2 separate regions of the Homo sapiens genome follow, and region 2 is linked to region 1. A link is a loop called in an ENCODE intact Hi-C map of the cell type or tissue named here. Cell type or tissue: Caco-2. All regions are shown on one strand. Each heading gives the region's core, and the rest is flanking DNA. Links, peaks and the distances in the headings are about the cores only.

The links. A loop is a pair of places that touch in the nucleus more often than their neighbours do. Peaks named below come from ENCODE experiments on the same cell type or tissue, not always from the same donor. Only the 100,000 strongest peaks of a DNase experiment are listed, where the experiment ranks them.
Region 2: it touches region 1 in a loop (5-fold over the local background); 3 of 110 quality-filtered maps call a loop at or near these places.

What each region holds. Positions count from the first base shown.
Region 1 is chr5:81,367,294-81,375,634 of GRCh38, reverse strand. It overlaps ACOT12 (acyl-CoA thioesterase 12), which reads left to right. Exons shown (of 15, transcript NM_130767.3): 3 at 3,825-3,885. Among named protein-coding and RNA genes, the nearest start is that of ACOT12, 23 kb to the left of the region's middle. In Caco-2, for the core only: no CTCF peak of the experiment used is centred there; DNase peaks (open chromatin) are centred at 3,914 and 5,794.
Region 2 is chr5:81,305,481-81,313,821 of GRCh38, reverse strand. ZCCHC9 (zinc finger CCHC-type containing 9) reads right to left here. Exons shown (of 6, transcript NM_001131035.2): 3 at 5,111-5,261; 4 at 4,784-4,876; 5 at 2,543-2,611; 6 at 525-1,278. The coding sequence ends at 1,160. It also overlaps a transcript of ACOT12 not described here. Among named protein-coding and RNA genes, the nearest start is that of ZCCHC9, 8.1 kb to the right of the region's middle. In Caco-2, for the core only: no CTCF peak of the experiment used is centred there; no DNase peak of the experiment used is centred there.

The DNA of each region.
Region 1 (8,341 bases), core at 180-8,179:
ATCCCTTTATTTTGAGCCTATGTATGTCTTTGCACGGGAGATGGGTCTCCTGAATACAGCACACTGATAAGTCTTGACTCTATCCAATTTGCCAGTCTGTCTTTTAATTGGGGCATTTAGCCTGTTTACATTTAAGGTTAATATTGTTATGTGTGAATTTGATCCTGTCATTATGATACTAGCTGATTCTTTTGCCTGTTAGTTGATGCAGTTTCCTCATAGTGTCAATGGTCTTTACAATTTGATATGTTTTTGGAGTGGCTGGTACCGGTTGTTCCTTTCCATGTTTGGTGCTTCCTTCAGGAGCTCTCGTAAGGCAGCCCTGGGGGTGACAGTGTCTCTCAGCATTTGCCTGCCTGTAAAGGATTTTATTTCTGCTTCGCTTATGAAGCTTAGTTTGCCTGGATATGAAATTCCGGGTTGAAAATTCTTTTCTTTAAGAATGTTGAATATTGGCCGCCACTCTCTTCTGGCTTGCAGGGTTTCTGCAGAGAGATCCGCTGTTAGTCTGATGGGCTTCCCTTTGTGGGTAACCTGACCTTTCTCTCTGGCTGCCCTTAACATTTTTTCCTTCATTTCAACCTTGGTGAATCTGACAATTATGTGTCTTAGGGTTGCTCTTCTCAAGAAGTACCTTTGTGGTATTCTCTGTGTTTCCTGAATTTGAGTGTTGGCCTGTCTTGCTAGGTTGGGGAAGTTCTCCTGGATAATATCCTGAAGAGTGTTTTCCGACTTGGTTCCATTCTCCCCATCACTTTCAAGTATACCAAACCAACGTAGATTTAGTCTTTTCACATAGTACTATATTTCTTGGAGGCTTTGTTTGTTTATTTTCATTCTTTTCTCTCTTATCTTGTTTCTCACTTTATTTCATTAAGTTGATCTTCAATCTCTGATATCCTTTCTTCTGCCTGATTGATTCAGCTATTGATACTTGTTTATGCTTCATGAAGTTCTCGTGCTGTGTTTTTCAGCTCCATCAGGTCATTTATGTTCCTCTCTAAACTGGTTATTCTAGTTAGCAATTCCTCTAACCTTTTTTCAAGGTTCTTAGCTTCCTTTCATTGGGTTAGAACATGCTCCTTTAGCTTGGAGGAGTTTGTTATTACCTACCTTCTGAAGCCTTCTTCTGTCAATTCATCAAACTCATTCTCCATCCAGTTTTTTTCCCTTCCTGGCACGGAGTTGTGATCCTTTGAAGGAGAAGAGGCATTCTGGTTTTTGGAATTTTCAGCCTTTTTGCGCTGTTTTCTCCCCATCTTCATGGGTTTATCTACCTTTGGTCTTTGATGCTGGTGACCTTCAGATGAGGTCTCTGAGTGGATGTCCTTTTTGTTGATGTTGATGCTATTCCTTTCTGTTTGTTAGTCTTCCTTCTAACAGTCAGGCCCATCTGCTGCAGGTCTGCTGGAGTTTGCTGGAGGCCCACTCCAGACCCTGTTTGCCTAGGTATTCCCAGCAGAGGCTGCAGAACAGCAAAGATTCCCTCCTGTTCCTTCCTCTGGAAGCTTTGTCCCATAGGGGCACCTGCCAGATGCCAGCCAGAGCTATCCTGTATGAGGTGTCTGTCGGCCCCTACTGGGAGGTGTCTCCCAGTCAGGATACACGGGGGTCTGGGACCCACTTCAGGAGGCAGTGTAGTCCCTTATCAGAGCTCGGACGCTGTGCTGGGAGATCTGCTGCTGTCTTCAGAGCCATCAGGCAGGGACATTTAAGTCTGCTGAAGCTGCGCCCATAGCCACCCCTTCCCCCATGTGCTCTGTCCCAGGGAGATGCTGCCTTTTTTTCAGAGATGCCCTGCCCAGAGAGGAGGAATCTAGAGAGGCAGTCTGGCCAGAGCAGCCTTGCTGAGCTGTGGTGGGCTTTGCTCACTTTGAACTTCCTGGTGGCTTTGTTTACACTGTAAGGGTAAAACTGCCTACTCAAGCCTCAGCAATGGTGGACGCCCCTCCCCTCACCAAGCTCGAGCATCCTAGTTTGATCTCAGACTGCTGTGCTGGCAGCGAGAATTTCAAGCCAGTGGATCTTGGCTTGCTGGGCTCCGTGAGCGTGGGACCCGCCAAGCCAGACCACTCGGCTCCCTGGCTTCAGCCCCCTTTCCAGGGGAATGAATGGTTTTGTCTTGCTGGTGTTCCAGGTACCACTGGGGTATGAAAAAAACACTCCTGCAGCTAGCTCGGTGTCTCCCCAAATGGCCGCCCAGTTTTGTGCTTGAAACCCAGGGTCCTGATGGCCTAGGCACCGGAGGGAATCTCCTGGTCTGCGGGTTGCAAAGACCATGGGAAAAGCTCAGTATCTGGGCCAGAGTGCACCATTCCTCACAGCACAGTCCTTCATGGCTTCCCTTGGCTAGGGGAGGGAAATCCCCTGACCCCTTGCACTTCCCTGGTAGGGTGATGACCCACCTTGCTTCGGCTCACCCTCCATGGGCTGCACCCACTGTCCAACCAGTCTCAATGAGATGAACTGGGTACCTCATTTGGAAATGCAGAAAAATCACCCCCCTTCTGCATCGATCTCGCTGATAGCTGCAGACTGGAGCTGCTCCTGTTCGGCCATCTTGCCAGCAAATCCCATGGTGCCTGATTTACACACAACATTCAGTAGAGAGTAGTCATTGTTATTAGTATGGCCACACTGAGAAACATTAAATTTCATTTAATTAATGACAGGGATTTTTTATTGTTAATGAATTATCAATAATTCCTTGGTAATCTTTTGGGCTTTATCTATTTACATCCCAGCATCCCAAGGAAAGATTGGTCTCCTTGAAGTCAGTAGTTTTGTCTTATTCATCACTGTATCTTTAGACCTGGCTTAATGCCAGGACTACTCAGTAAAATGCCAATTAACTCAGTAAACATTAGTGAAATGTATAAGTCAGAAAAATAAACGATGTTTTTAGGAAGTTTGAATTGAAGAAAAGAAAAGCAACTTGAGATAGAATAGGTTTGAGAGAAAAATTTTAGAAAGGAGAAGCTTTGAGCATTGTCATAGACTGATGGAGATTCAGGGAAGAGGCAGAGATTGAAGGCAGAAAAGAGAACAGAGCTGATGAGGCAGAGCCAACAAGGGAGGGGACAGGGCCACTGGAGGATGGGACCAATGGCACAGGTAAAGAAAGAGATTAGGTCTCAAGAGATCCCTCTTTCCCTGAAACAGAAGAGCAAAGAGAAAGGTGCAAATGCAGTTTAACATTGAAGTTAAGGAAGAAAAATCCAGGGGGCTTCTATTGGGTTACCTCTTACCTTCTGCTAAGGGGAAGGAATTAGAGCTGACTGAAGGGCCTGAATACAAAAGTTTTGGAACAACTTCAGGTTACATGATCGAAGTTTCAATAATAGTAGGAAGTGAGTAGACCACCTAGCATCATTGAGGGCCCATACAAACCTACTGAAGCTGATCAGTTTGCTTGCTTGCCTTTTTGTATATTTGTCCATTTATGTATTAACTAACATTCAAAAATAAATACCAGCTGTATAGATTTGCTGGTGTATTTTCCTTAACTTCTCTTGGGGAAACAGCTGCTGTATAGTCAGTATGTGTTGCCGATTTGGAGTCATGTCGCACACTATCTCTGCAAAGTCTCTTTTCTGTTTAAATATTGGTGGTCCGCTAACACCATAAGTGTGGTTTACAGTTATCGGCCTTTGTTTTTAAGTGTTGTCTTTTTCCATTATCATTAACCTGAATTTCGCATGCATGAAAATTATCAGCATGATAAGGTGGAACTGCTTTATGGCATGCATTTAAGTAATCTTTAAGTCTTATCTGAAATGAAATGTGCTAAAACTACTGAGGTTTTTTTGTTTGTTTTTCCCTAGAGTTGGACAAGTTATAACCATCAAAGCAAAAGTTACTAGAGCATTCAGCACAAGCATGGAGGTAAGAGGCACCTTTTCAAACATCTGCCTGTTGGTGCTCACTTCTTCATTGTTTACAAAGGGTAGAGCAGGAGGCCTAGACTAATATTTGGAGTTAGTGAGATTCTCTATTTCAGAAGGCTCTGGAATGTGTAGTCAGGTCACAGGTAAATAATAAGCAGCAGATGTTTCCACTGTTTCCCAGCTAAAATTCAACATGGCCAGGCATGGTAGCTCACACCTATAATCCCAGCACTTTGAGAGGCTGAGACAGGAAGATCACTTGAGACCAGGAGTTCCACACCAGCCTGGGCAAGATAGCAAGACCCAATCTTTAAGAAGAAAAAAAAAAATTAGCCAGCACAGTGGTAAGTGCCTGTAGCCCTGGGTACTCAGGAGACGGAGGTGGGCGGATTGCTTGAGCCCAGGAGTTTGAGGCTACAATGAGCTTTGATTGTACCACAACATTCCAGCCTGGGTGACATAGCAAGACTTTGTCTCTTAAGAAACAACAACAACAAAAAAAACCAACACATTTAAACATGATACAGTACACTATTTCTACATAGAAGGATATACAGAAAGTAAACCTGCAAGAGAAAAGGACAGTCTTAATTCTTTATAAAGCATGGTTTTTATTTCTTAATTATGCTGACTCTACTATTATTCTAATTCTGTTTGTTCTCCATCCCCTCAACCTCTGACAGAAACTAGTCCCATGATTAACTAGTTTTTTAAAAGCAGGATAACTGGACTTTAGTAAGAAGGTAAATTTAGAAGATTTTTATTCTGCATCCACTTGATTTTATTTTCTCTACCATTGTGAATACTGGATTCTCAGGGGCTCTTGAGATCTCCATTCAGGTTAAATTAGCAGGAAAGGAGTTGCTGGATCTCATATTGTACCTCCCAGGTTGCTCAGGATCAGTCCCTTCAATCTCTGGGCATGAAGACATGGAAGAGTTTGTATTCATTTGTTAGGGCTGCCGTAACAAAGCACCACAGACTGGGTGGCCTAAACACAGAAAAGTAGTGTCCCACGGTTCTGGGAGCTAGAAGTCCTACATCAAAATATGGGCAAGGATGGTTTCTCTGAGGGCTGGAGGGATAATCTGTTCATGCTGCTCTCCTACCCTCCCATGGCTCTCTGTAGTCTTTGGTATTTCTTGGCTTCCACTGCATCACCCGATCTCTGCCTTCATCTTCACGTGTTCTCCTTGTGTGGGTGTCTGCTTCCAAATTTCCCCTTTTTATAAAGATATCGGTCATATTGGATTAGGGGCCTGCCCCACCGCAGTCTGGCCTCATCTTAACTAATTACATCTGCAACAGTGCTATTTCCACATTTACATTCTAAGGTACTGGGGGTTAGGACATAAGAATTTGGAAGGGGGAACACAGTTCAGTTATAACAACTGTTTTGACAGTAACCATGCCATTGGTGGTGGCTTTACCCTGATGTGGTCACTTTCTTTTTTTTTGTTTTTGCTTTTGTTTTTGAGACAGAGCCTCACTCTGTTGCCAGGCTGGAGTGCAATGGCAAGATCTCGGCTCACGGCAACCTCCGCCTCCTGGGTTCAAGTGATTCTCCTGCCTCAGCCTCCCGAGTAGCTGGGATTACAGGTGCATGCCACCACTAATTTTTGTATTTTTAGTAGAGATGGGGTTTCACCATGTTGGCCAGGATGATCTCAATCTTCTGACCTCATGATCTGCCCACCTTGGCCTCCCAAAGTGCTAGGATCGATCACAGGCGTGAGCTACTGTGCCTGGCTGATGTGTTCACTTTCTAGCAGTATCCAAATAAGCAGAATACAAAGCACTTGAAGAAAGCAGAAAGGAAATGTCGTGAAGAAAACAAGCTCTGTCAGCAAATGGTGTTTCTGGAGCGTTTATTCAACTGTGGGGCTCTTAGCCTTTGCACACAGGAGCCTCTGGGCTTGGCCTGTCTCCTGAGGGCCACACATTCTCCTGATAGACAGTCCAAATATAGATAAAACCTCCTTTACATTTCTCCTTTTCCTCCTCTTCCCTAAGACAGGCTAGAATTTCTAAAGGAGGCTTATCTAAAAGCTAAGAAAACAAAAGTAAAACCCAGTGAGTTTGAAACCACAGATTTCTGATGCTGGGGAAAGTAAACCCTAGCCTCCACTGACTTTCCAGGCCTGATCCGCCGTGCAGAATTTTGTTCTCTTTCATCTTCTGCAAATCATGACCAGGCAGCCTCTAAATTTTGTCATACTTTCTACCACCTGGTAGAAATTTCTTGGATTTTTTTCCTTAAATATAGATGCCAACTAAACATTTTTATTTTTACTTTTTCAAACTGGACATGTCCTTTAGCGTCTTCCTGTTCAATTTCAGTTTCCTGCCACAACTGAGGCCAGCCCTCTGCTAATTTGCTGAGCAGAAATAAATGACTGACTTCTCCCTGAATCCAAAGCAAGCAGGAACTCTGCTCTGTGCCAAACCTACTTCCAGGGGATTCTCAGACTCTACTGATCAGTCTCTTCCCTCTTCCCACCTCTGGAAGGTGTGTGATGCATTACTATTAATAGATGATATTGTCTCATTTGCACTAAGAGCACATTATATGAGTGTGAGTTTTTTTTTTTTTGTCCTTAGAATATGTCTTTAAGAATCAGTTTTATTGAGATATAATTTACAACATTAAAATTCTCCCATTTTAAGTATACATTTTGCTGAGCTTTGACAAAGTTATACAGTTGGATCACCACCACTGTAATATACAACGTTCCCATCACTACACGAAGCCCCTTTATGCCCCTTTGCAATCAGCTCTCTCAGACCCCAGCTTGTGACAACCACTCATTTACTTCAGGTCAGTACCCTTTTTTTTTTCTTTTTTGCCCTTTACTGTATTTTGTATAAATGGAATGATATAGTATATATAATTTTTGTGTCTAATTTATTTTACTTAGCATAATATATTTGATTTCTGCTGTTGGTTATTATATTATTCTCATTCTATTTATTTTGGGTTTAATTTGCCTTTCTTTTTCTAGTGTCTTAAGGTAGAATCTTGGGAAATTGATTAAACTTTTCTTTTTTTCAAATATAAGCATTTAAGATCGTAAAATTTTCTTCAATATATTGCTTTACCTGCATCAAAATATGTCCTTTTTTTCTTGTAAATTCTTCCCTGACCTCTAGTCTGTCTAGATGTGTGTTGTTTAATTTCCAAATCTCTGATGATTTTTCCAGATACATCTTTATGTTTTTGATTTATAATTTAATTCCTTTGCAGAGAGAGAACATAATTTGTATAATTTCAATTATTTTAAATTTATTTAGACTTTTTTAATGACCCAAAATATGGACTATTTTGGTGAATGTTCTATATGTGCTTGAAAAGAATGTGTTGCTTATAGTCAATGAAGTATTCTGCAGATGTCAGTTAGCCTAACTTGGTTCACAGTGTTGTTCAAGTCTTCTGTATTATTATTATTATTATTTTTTGAGATGGAGTCTTGAACTGTCTCCCAGGCTGTAGTGCGGTGGTGCGATCTTGGCTCCCTGCAAGCTCCGCCTCCCGGGTTCAAGTGATTCTCTTGCCTCAGCCTCTCAAATAGCTGGGATTACACATGTGCACCACCACGCCCAGCTAATTTTTGTATTTTTAGTAGAGAAAGGATTTCACCATGTTGGCCAGGCTGGTCTTGAACTCCTGACCTCAGGTGATCTGTTCACCTTGGCCTCCCAAAGTGCTGGGATTACAGGCATGAGCCACCGTGCCCTGCCAGGATTCTTAACTCTTCCTGATGTTGTGACCCTTTTATCATTATGAAGTTTGCCTTTTTATCTCTGGTTTTTGTTTTAAAATCTACTTTGTCTGACATTAATTTAGCCAGACAAGCTTTCTTTGGTTTAGTGTTTTTTTCCCCATCATTTTTCTCTTAACCTGTCTTTTTGTACATGTAAGTGGGTTTCTTATAAACAGAATATATTTGGATGCTATTTTTTTATTTATTCTAACAATCTCTGCCTTCTACCTGGAGTATTTAAACTATTTACATTTGATTATCTATATGGTAGAGTTGAAATCTATCATCTGGCTGTTTGTCTTCTATTTCTTCCATCTGTTCTTTGTTTCTTCCTGTCCCCATCTTTTCCTGCATTTTTTAGAGCAGAGTAATTTTTAGTAATCCATTTTATCTCCACTGTTGGTGTTTTAACTATACATATTTGTTTTGGTTTTAATGTTTTTCTCGGGTTTGCAATATGACTACTTAACTTATCTGAGACTACCTTCGAATAATATAATATCCCTTTGAGTATAGTGTAATAACCTTATAACAGTACACACACTTCCCTTCCCATGTCCCAGCCTTTGTGCCGTTATTGTCATGCCTTTTACATGCACATATGTAGGAGGTAAACCCTACAATACATAGTTATTATTTATGTTTTAAACAGTCAATCATCTTTTAAAAAGAATAGAAATGAAAAGAAGTATT
Region 2 (8,341 bases), core at 40-8,039, 62 kb after region 1:
AAAGAACAGCTCCTATTAAGACTAGAACTGTCGAGTTGTGCAGAGATGAAAACAGAGAAAAGTGTTTCTTTTCTTATTTGGTAAATATTTTGCTTTTGAGGCATCAGTAACTAATCACAGCTGTTTCCTTTAGTTACAAATGGATTCAATCAGGTAAAATTTCAAATGAAACACAAAACCACTAGAGTCATTCCATTATACAGTACAATGGTAGTGTTAAGCCTTGTGAAATATATGTATTAAGTATGCATGAATTCATCAAATCAAACAAAGAAGCTAATGGGTCTCTGATTAGTGTTCTAACTCTATTATGGTGATACTTCCATCTTACTCTGACTCATCTAAAACATGAGAACAAAATGCTATTAAGTTTATTATACCATCTGTTATCTGCCATCATTCTGGTTAAGTAACAAAAACTGAATTTTGGCTAGAAGTTCTCTCTTGAAAATCAAGGGCAAAAAAGAGCTGCTGTTAAACTGAGATATTTCAATTTTAACTTCAGTAACTTGGAATCCTTTATGTCAAAACTAAAACAAAAACCAAATCCCTGTTTATTCTCATCTAGGATTCAAAAAAAATCTTGTTTCCAATGGGATTGTTACATGGATATTAACGAACAATGGATATTTCAATCGAGAATCAAGTATTCAGAAAAATTATACACAAAAATATTTCTATTGCTTAATAGAAAACATATTTTTATTCCGTACTTTAAAAATATAGACTTTCTAGCAACTTATAAATTTCTATTATAATAATAAATTGATACTTTGAGCCAAGAAAACAATATAACCAAAAATTCATTTGTTCCCTTTGTTTAGGGGTGTTTTACATTTATGCATAATTTTGCTTTTATAAAAGATGATTGTTACAATCAGGTATACAACTACTTGGTTATGTCTAAGTTCTGTCTCTTAAAATATGTTCTTTTAGAGAATTCATTTAATCATCTTATTCTTTTCTTCAATTTTCTCCAAACAGTGGTAGAAGTACTATTTGATAGACAGAATAAAGAAAATTGTTTTTGGCCACACCCAGATCATACTGATATCTACAGCATAGTCCTGGCTACAGGGGAGCTCAACTCTAACTCGTGAAGCGGGCCTGGTTTAGAAAGTAACAATGAGGTAGTAACTCATGATAGTGCTAGCTGTTATCAAAAATTAACAACTTTAGGTATTTTTGTTTTGGGTTTTTGCGGTTTAGGTACATCCAAAATTTCTTCATAGTCTGCACTCATTCCCTTTGCCCAGCGACCAACTGTGACCATTCGCTCTGTAAAGGAATAGAAAAATCAGAATGTTAGAAAAACAGTAATCAAATGCATCCACTCAGATTGTTATTGGTTTGGGAAAGGAACTCATTTTGATATGAATAATCACAAGGAGGGAAGACTCCATCACTAAAGGAAAGTGAGCAATTCTGTAATTGATTATAACCCTTGATTTCAGAGTACCACAGGCAATTTCTCATCCCAATTAGGGAAATGCAGCAACTACTTTGCAATGCACGAACTGATGAGAAAGCTCTTTCATTCTTTCCCAGAGTTCATCATTACAGAGTCAATGAATTCCAAGAGTCTGTAAACAGCAAGGCTTATGAAGCATCAGTTTTAAATGCACAAGATTCCACCTGTGAAATTATACAACATCTGCTTGTCAGTCTTGTCATTTGGGAAGTGGCAATCCTCCCAGGAGGGAGAATTCAAATTCCACTTCATCATTTCAATCTCACTGCCTACAATGTACTAAAGACTATCTTCTAGACAAGCTTGTAAATAAGAACTCTTGGTTTTCAAATTTAAATGTTAGGGATAGGAAGTAAGAATGAGCAGACTTATTTGCGTAGTGTTGTGACTACGTGAAATAAAAAAAAGTGCTCTTTCCATAAGAAGCACTGCTGGGCTATCCTACTGTCTTCTTGCTTTCCTTCACATAGGATTATCATTCTAGTCCAGGCAAACTAATGTAATAATGATCTCCACTTCCTTAAAAGTCTGCCATAGGTAGAGTGAACATCTCTGAAGTGTTTGATGAATAAGGCTGGTATTTCATCAGGAAGAAAATCGCCAGATACTGTGTAGATAACACATTTTTAATATTTTTGGTAGTTTCTGCAATCAACTCTGAATCTTTTAGGTACATACAAAGCAAAGCATACATAAGGACACTCAATATTAAGGCTATTGAAAGTTATTTCATATTTTTTATTTTCTCAGTGAATTCATATTTTTCTGTAAGTAACAGAATTGGCTCTATTATATTAAATTCATTAGTTAGCAAATATAAATGCTTATGAATCAGGTGTCTTATAAAGTCAGGGTCCCCTAAGGCTTACTGGTCACTTTTTTCCCCCAACTATTCAGTTACTCAATACTATGTGTGTCTATTGCTGACAGAGATTAAGTCATTGCTACAGTAGGAAAACAGGTTGTCTTAAAATCATTAGTATCCCAATTGAGTTATTAATAACAAGTGCAGAATAAAACGCAGAGGAATACTAATCTCACCCCTTCTAAGTAGAGGCCCAGAGATCTCACCTGAATTCTGACTTTCAGGGCAATCTTTCTTTAAATGTTCCACAGAGCCACAAAGTTTGCAACCGCCACCTATTGAAAGAGCAAAGCCACTGAATACCATCTCATACTTGCAAGGGGTTTTTAACATCTCAAAGCACTTTCACATCTTACTGGATCCTCACAACCCTGTCAGTTGTAAAGGTAGCTAGACCAGGATCATAGGGAGGTGCCACTATTCCTATTAATTCATTCTCCATTCCTTTTAACCTCACAGAGCACTAAATTGTACCCACCCACTGCTTCTTGCACCTGGCCTTGAGAAGTAGGAAAAAGAAATGAGATATGATGGAAGGCACTTGTTCAAGAGCTATTGCACAGAAGCCTGGATCTTAACAATGCTTAGACAATCAAGAGTCTGTGAACCCTTGGACCTGTAAACAAAAGATGTAAGCAGATGCACTTTCCTGAATAGCATGTCAGATTCTCAAACAGTCAATGGCCCAAAAACAGATTAGAAACTACTGTTCTACTGTACAGATCAGATGGGGGTAAGCATTTATGAAAGAAATAAAGTTAATTTTTGTTTCAGTGCCTTCCACTGGCCAGGCACCCTAACCCTATAAAAATGCCCACCTGCCTACTTTAAACAACATTCCAGGATTGTGAATTACAACACATGTGGTTTCTAAAATAAGTGTTTCACTTAATGATCAAACACTATTGCTTAATGGTCAAGCATTATCTTGATCATGCTCGAAATGTTAAGTGACTTAGAAAAATGACCTAATCAGATACAAATCTGGCTGAATTTTCTTTTTTTTTTCCCCCAAATCTTGACTTTATTTTTAACATAAAAATGCAAATGTGGAAACCCACCCTACTTTTCCCCCAACATAATGCTTTACCTCTTAAAAATAAAGTACTAATTCTATATACATCAAATGTACCATACAAAAATGTATCCAGTGTTTCTATTGCTACTAAAGTGTTCTAAATTAAAACAAATCGCAGAAAGCCCCTTATTGTAAACAAAAGATTACAAGGTATAAAATCAAGGCACACACAGGCAAATATGGCCAAATTTTCACATCTATGGGATCTACTCTCCTTGCTGCATTAATTTTTTTTTTTTTTTTTTTTTTTACAGCTAGTCACTTTGGTTGACCAGTGAAAGCCATTTTTGCTCACTAGTCATGTTATCTACCCAGTTTTATAAGCTCAAAACTGAAATGCACCTGAGCATTTTCCAGGCCCTGGCCTCTTTATATGCCATAGTGAAAGAGAAGCACTTGAATAATACATTTTAATCCTTATAAAAATTCTTTAGGCAAATACCATAATTCATCAACTCTAAGACACCACTGATTATAAGATGTATCATTATTGCACATACCTCTCAGAAAGAAAAACAGCTGTCAATTATATGGGACCCACCAACGGTAAGATACATTCTGATTTCCAAGAGATTAAAATTGAAAAACTGTGCATCTTAGAATCAATAAAATATAGTTTTATCATCTCCACTCTATAGGTGAGGAAACGGAGATCAGAGTTTGGTAGTTGGCCAAAGCCCCCCAGCTAGTGAGTGGCAGTGCTGGCGCTGTAACCCAAGTCTGACCAACTCCAAAAGCTATGCTTTTTCACTGGACTTCTCCAGGAGGGAAACCCAGGACATGACACAAGAAACGTCTAGAGCCTGATGGCACCAGCCATCACATTAACAGATAACAACCTCCGCCTTAAAGCTTTAGACCGCATAGACTTTACTGTGTGAACCTTAATTACCCGAGTTAAAGAGAAAAAAGCTACATGATCCCATACCAGACAAATAACTAAGAAAAAAAATTCAGAAGCAAACATTACTACAATATTGAATCATCTGTACCCACCCCTCCACCAAAATGATATGCTGGCTGAGGCTGAATATATAATACGATTTTAAAAACCTCATATTAGCTTGAGATATAATCTCTCTGCTTCTGTTATGTCTAAAAGTAGAAATGTATGACATAGTCTCACAAATGATGAAGCAAGCACAGTTGGAAATATACACCTTAGTTTTTTCTGATTTGTTTTATTAACATCTGAAGTCAAATTGCACAAAAAGCCTAGTACATATGATAGCACTTGATAAAAATAATGTAATTCTCAAGGTTTTGCAATTTATTCAAGAATTTATTCAAGAACTGTGATTGAGTGTAAATTAAATCACAACTGCACGATGACTCACCATTTCTGCTATATGAGGGTAACAGTACTTACCATCAGCATAGAGTCCTTTGGGATTATCAGGACAAGATCTAGACAGGTGCCCCATTTCTCCACAAACAAAACATTTTGCAAAAGGAAATTCGCCTGTAAAAATCAACAGTTCCTATTCAGTTGACAATACATATGGCAAGTCATAAAATTAACATTATTTTAAAATACTCTGAATAAAAAATATATTTACATAACTTAAAATTTAATCTCATATGATTTCCAAATACTAAGTGGCACACTCGTAACAAATTGTGTTAAAAAAATACCCAAGGTGCTATTTATTGGCTTTCCCCATGAACAAAACAAAAAACTGAAAGAAACACATACCAAGAGCCGGGTCTACTTTAGCCTTACACTTGGTTATTTCGTGCTCTGTGGACCCACACCTGTAACATATCCCAGTGCCCATGTCTTGATTTTCAAGGGCGGCGGGGCAATCTGCAATTCCATGACCAGGTTTTCTACAATGGAAACACACCTAGGAAAACAAAACGTAGGTTGGCACGCTGCAAAACTATACCAGTGACTTTATTAATTCTTGTTATCAAAAACATATTTAAAACATTTCTCATCTTATTAAGCTATTTTTCTGAAATCTCAATATTTGTAGAAAAAAGCTTTCATACGTTCCTAAACAACGAGATATCCTTTCCATCAGAGGGTTTCATTGCTTTTGAAAACCTCAATCAATAAATCCATAAATCTCAGGAACAATGTTATATATGTGGCTTTGTAGACGGCAATTGCTTAAATGAATTGAGCAAATATGGACTATTCATTTTATTAACTGGAATGTCTGCAGTAGAAAAATGGCATTTTCTATAGGAAATGGACAGTGGCTATAAAAACTGTCACTCAAAATTTGTATTTGTATATAATTATGTACTCAAAATTTTAAAAAATTAATATTTCTTTTAAAGTTCACATAATTGAATGAATTTGGGTCAGACATTTCCATTCAAATTATGATTCAAACCATAAGATAGATAGATAGATAGATAGATAGATAGATAGATTTTTTTTTTTTTTTTTTTTTTTTTTTTTGAGACGGAGTCTTACTCCATCACCCAGGCTGGAGTGCAGTGGCCCAATCTCAGCTCACTGAAAACTTTGCCTCCTGGGTTCAAGTGATTCTCCTGCCTCAGCCTCCCAAGTAGCTGGGATTACAGGTGTGTACCACCACCTGGCTAATTTTTGTACTTTTAGTGGAGACGGGGTTTCACCATGTTGGCCAGGCTGGTCTCGAACTCCTGACCTCAGGTGATCCACCCGCCTCGGCCTCCCAAAGTGCTGGGATTACAGGCATGAGCCACCACGCCTGGCCATAAGATATATTTCATAGCAAAAAGTATATCCTTGTTTTTTACCCTAAATACTTTTTTGTTTTTTGAGACAGAATCTCGCTGTCACCAGGCTGGAGTGCAGTGGCGTGATCTCGGCTCACTGCAACCTCCGTCTCCCAGGTTCAAATGATTCTCCTGCCTCAGCCTCCCAAGTAGCTGGGATTACAAGCACGCACCACCACGCCCAGCTAATTTTGGTATTTTTTAGTAGAGATGGGATTTCATCATGTTGGCCAGGATGGTCTCGATCTCCTGATGCACCTGCCTCAGCCTCCCAAAGTGCTGGGATTACAGGCATGAGCCACCACACCCAGCCATACACATTCTTTAATATTCAGAAATAGGTTTCATTTTTAGAATATATGCACAATACATTTTAAAGGAATAATTTATTCCAAGATGAATTATTTGGCTCCAACATAAAACTGAGCAATGGTTAGTTGTTTACAGAAATTTGAAGAATTTTTTTGCTGCAATAAATGAGAACATCAACCATAATCAAAGATGGCAGATATTTAAACTATTTTATTTAAACTGGAAAAAGATATACATATTTCTTGGATAATAAATAGTCATTTAATTATGTTTTTTCAAAATAAGCACAGGTTTTTTTAAAAAGCAAATTCAACCAGCAAAATAAAACATTTATTTTGCAACTGTCCTTTTTTTCCTACTTAATAAAATATTGAAAAAGAATGAGTCCCTTTAAATTCTTCAGTAACTTGTACATTTAGAATGAGCTGGTCCAAAAAAAAGAAGCTGTATTTATTATACAAATGCAGGAAAAGCTACTGCTAAAACCTGCATCACCACCATAAGAAGTCTTGGCTTCTTGGTGAAGTCAAGGTGGTCTCTACTAAGCTGAGACTACTGCCTTAGTTCACTGCCTTCTCTTTTAAAACCTAATCATCACCTAATACAACATTTTTGAATGGTCCTTAAGTTTAATGTAGATGGGATTGTGAAGCACTGATTGTAAATTTCTATAGCATATCATTTTATTAGCATTTAAGGACCGATGCTTAGTATAAGGTATTAAAAAAATACCAAGGAAGTAAATTTAACAACAGGTCATAACAAGCCATATACTATTTATATAGCACTCCCCTTTTTAAAAAACAATATCCTTCCCCACTTAATTACAAACATAATGCTTTTCTTAAGCGGTCATAACAGTAAATGTTTTCAAATGGTATGTGATTCACCATACCGCCTATGTCAACTAAACTAAAATGACTTAAAATATTTAAAAATCGTTAACTTACACAAAACTCTATCCTGATACCAACAGAAATGTTATCCTTTCTATTCAAATTTATCCATAAGGAATGTTTCATCAGTATTATCTCTAAATAACTATCTTTAAATATAACAATGCATAGACTAATCTTGCAAACAGCCAAAAGACACATTTATAGAGGCTGTTAACATTTTAAGCCTGCAATGGTGCAAACAGTGCTCTACATATAGTAATACTAATAAAAAATAAAAGTATAATAACTAGCAACAAGTCCTCATTCTTATGAAGTGGTGTACTAGGAGGCTTGGGAAACTCACTTAGAGAAGGGAAATAATTATACCAAGTATTTCATCCCCTTTGCCTGACATACTTTAAAATCTAGGGCTAGGCATTAGAGAAAGAAACCTGCTGCCCCCAGCATTCTTCTGAATGTAATATGGGGGAGGGAGGAAGCAATGACTAGGGAGTCTCAAGGACTTTCAATTCTGCTATTACTCTGCTCTAACTAGTATGACTCCTATGTATCTCTTTCCTGTGCTTCAGTATTTCATAGATAAAGAACATCCTTTCCAAGTAATAGGGACCCACACACATTTAACCTGTTCTACTTCATCTTCTTCATAATTTTGACATTTTCTCAATGCTAATTTGAAAAAGGGGCTATTGGAAGGTGAGGATAGGTTTTGGTTTTTTTGGAGGACGAACTCTCGTTTTGTCACCCAGACTGAAATGCAGCGGTTGATCACATGGTTCACTGTAGCCTCGACCTCCCAGGCCCAATCCTCCTGCCTCAGCTGGCAGTAGTAGCTGGGATCACAGGTGTGTACCACCACACCTGGCTAATTTTTTTTTTTTTTTTTGGTAGACATGGCGTCTCCCTATGTGGCCCTGGCTCGTCTTTAATTCCTGGGCTCAAGTGATCCTCCCGCCTCAGCTTCCTAAAGTGCTGGGATCACGGGCATGGGCCACCACATC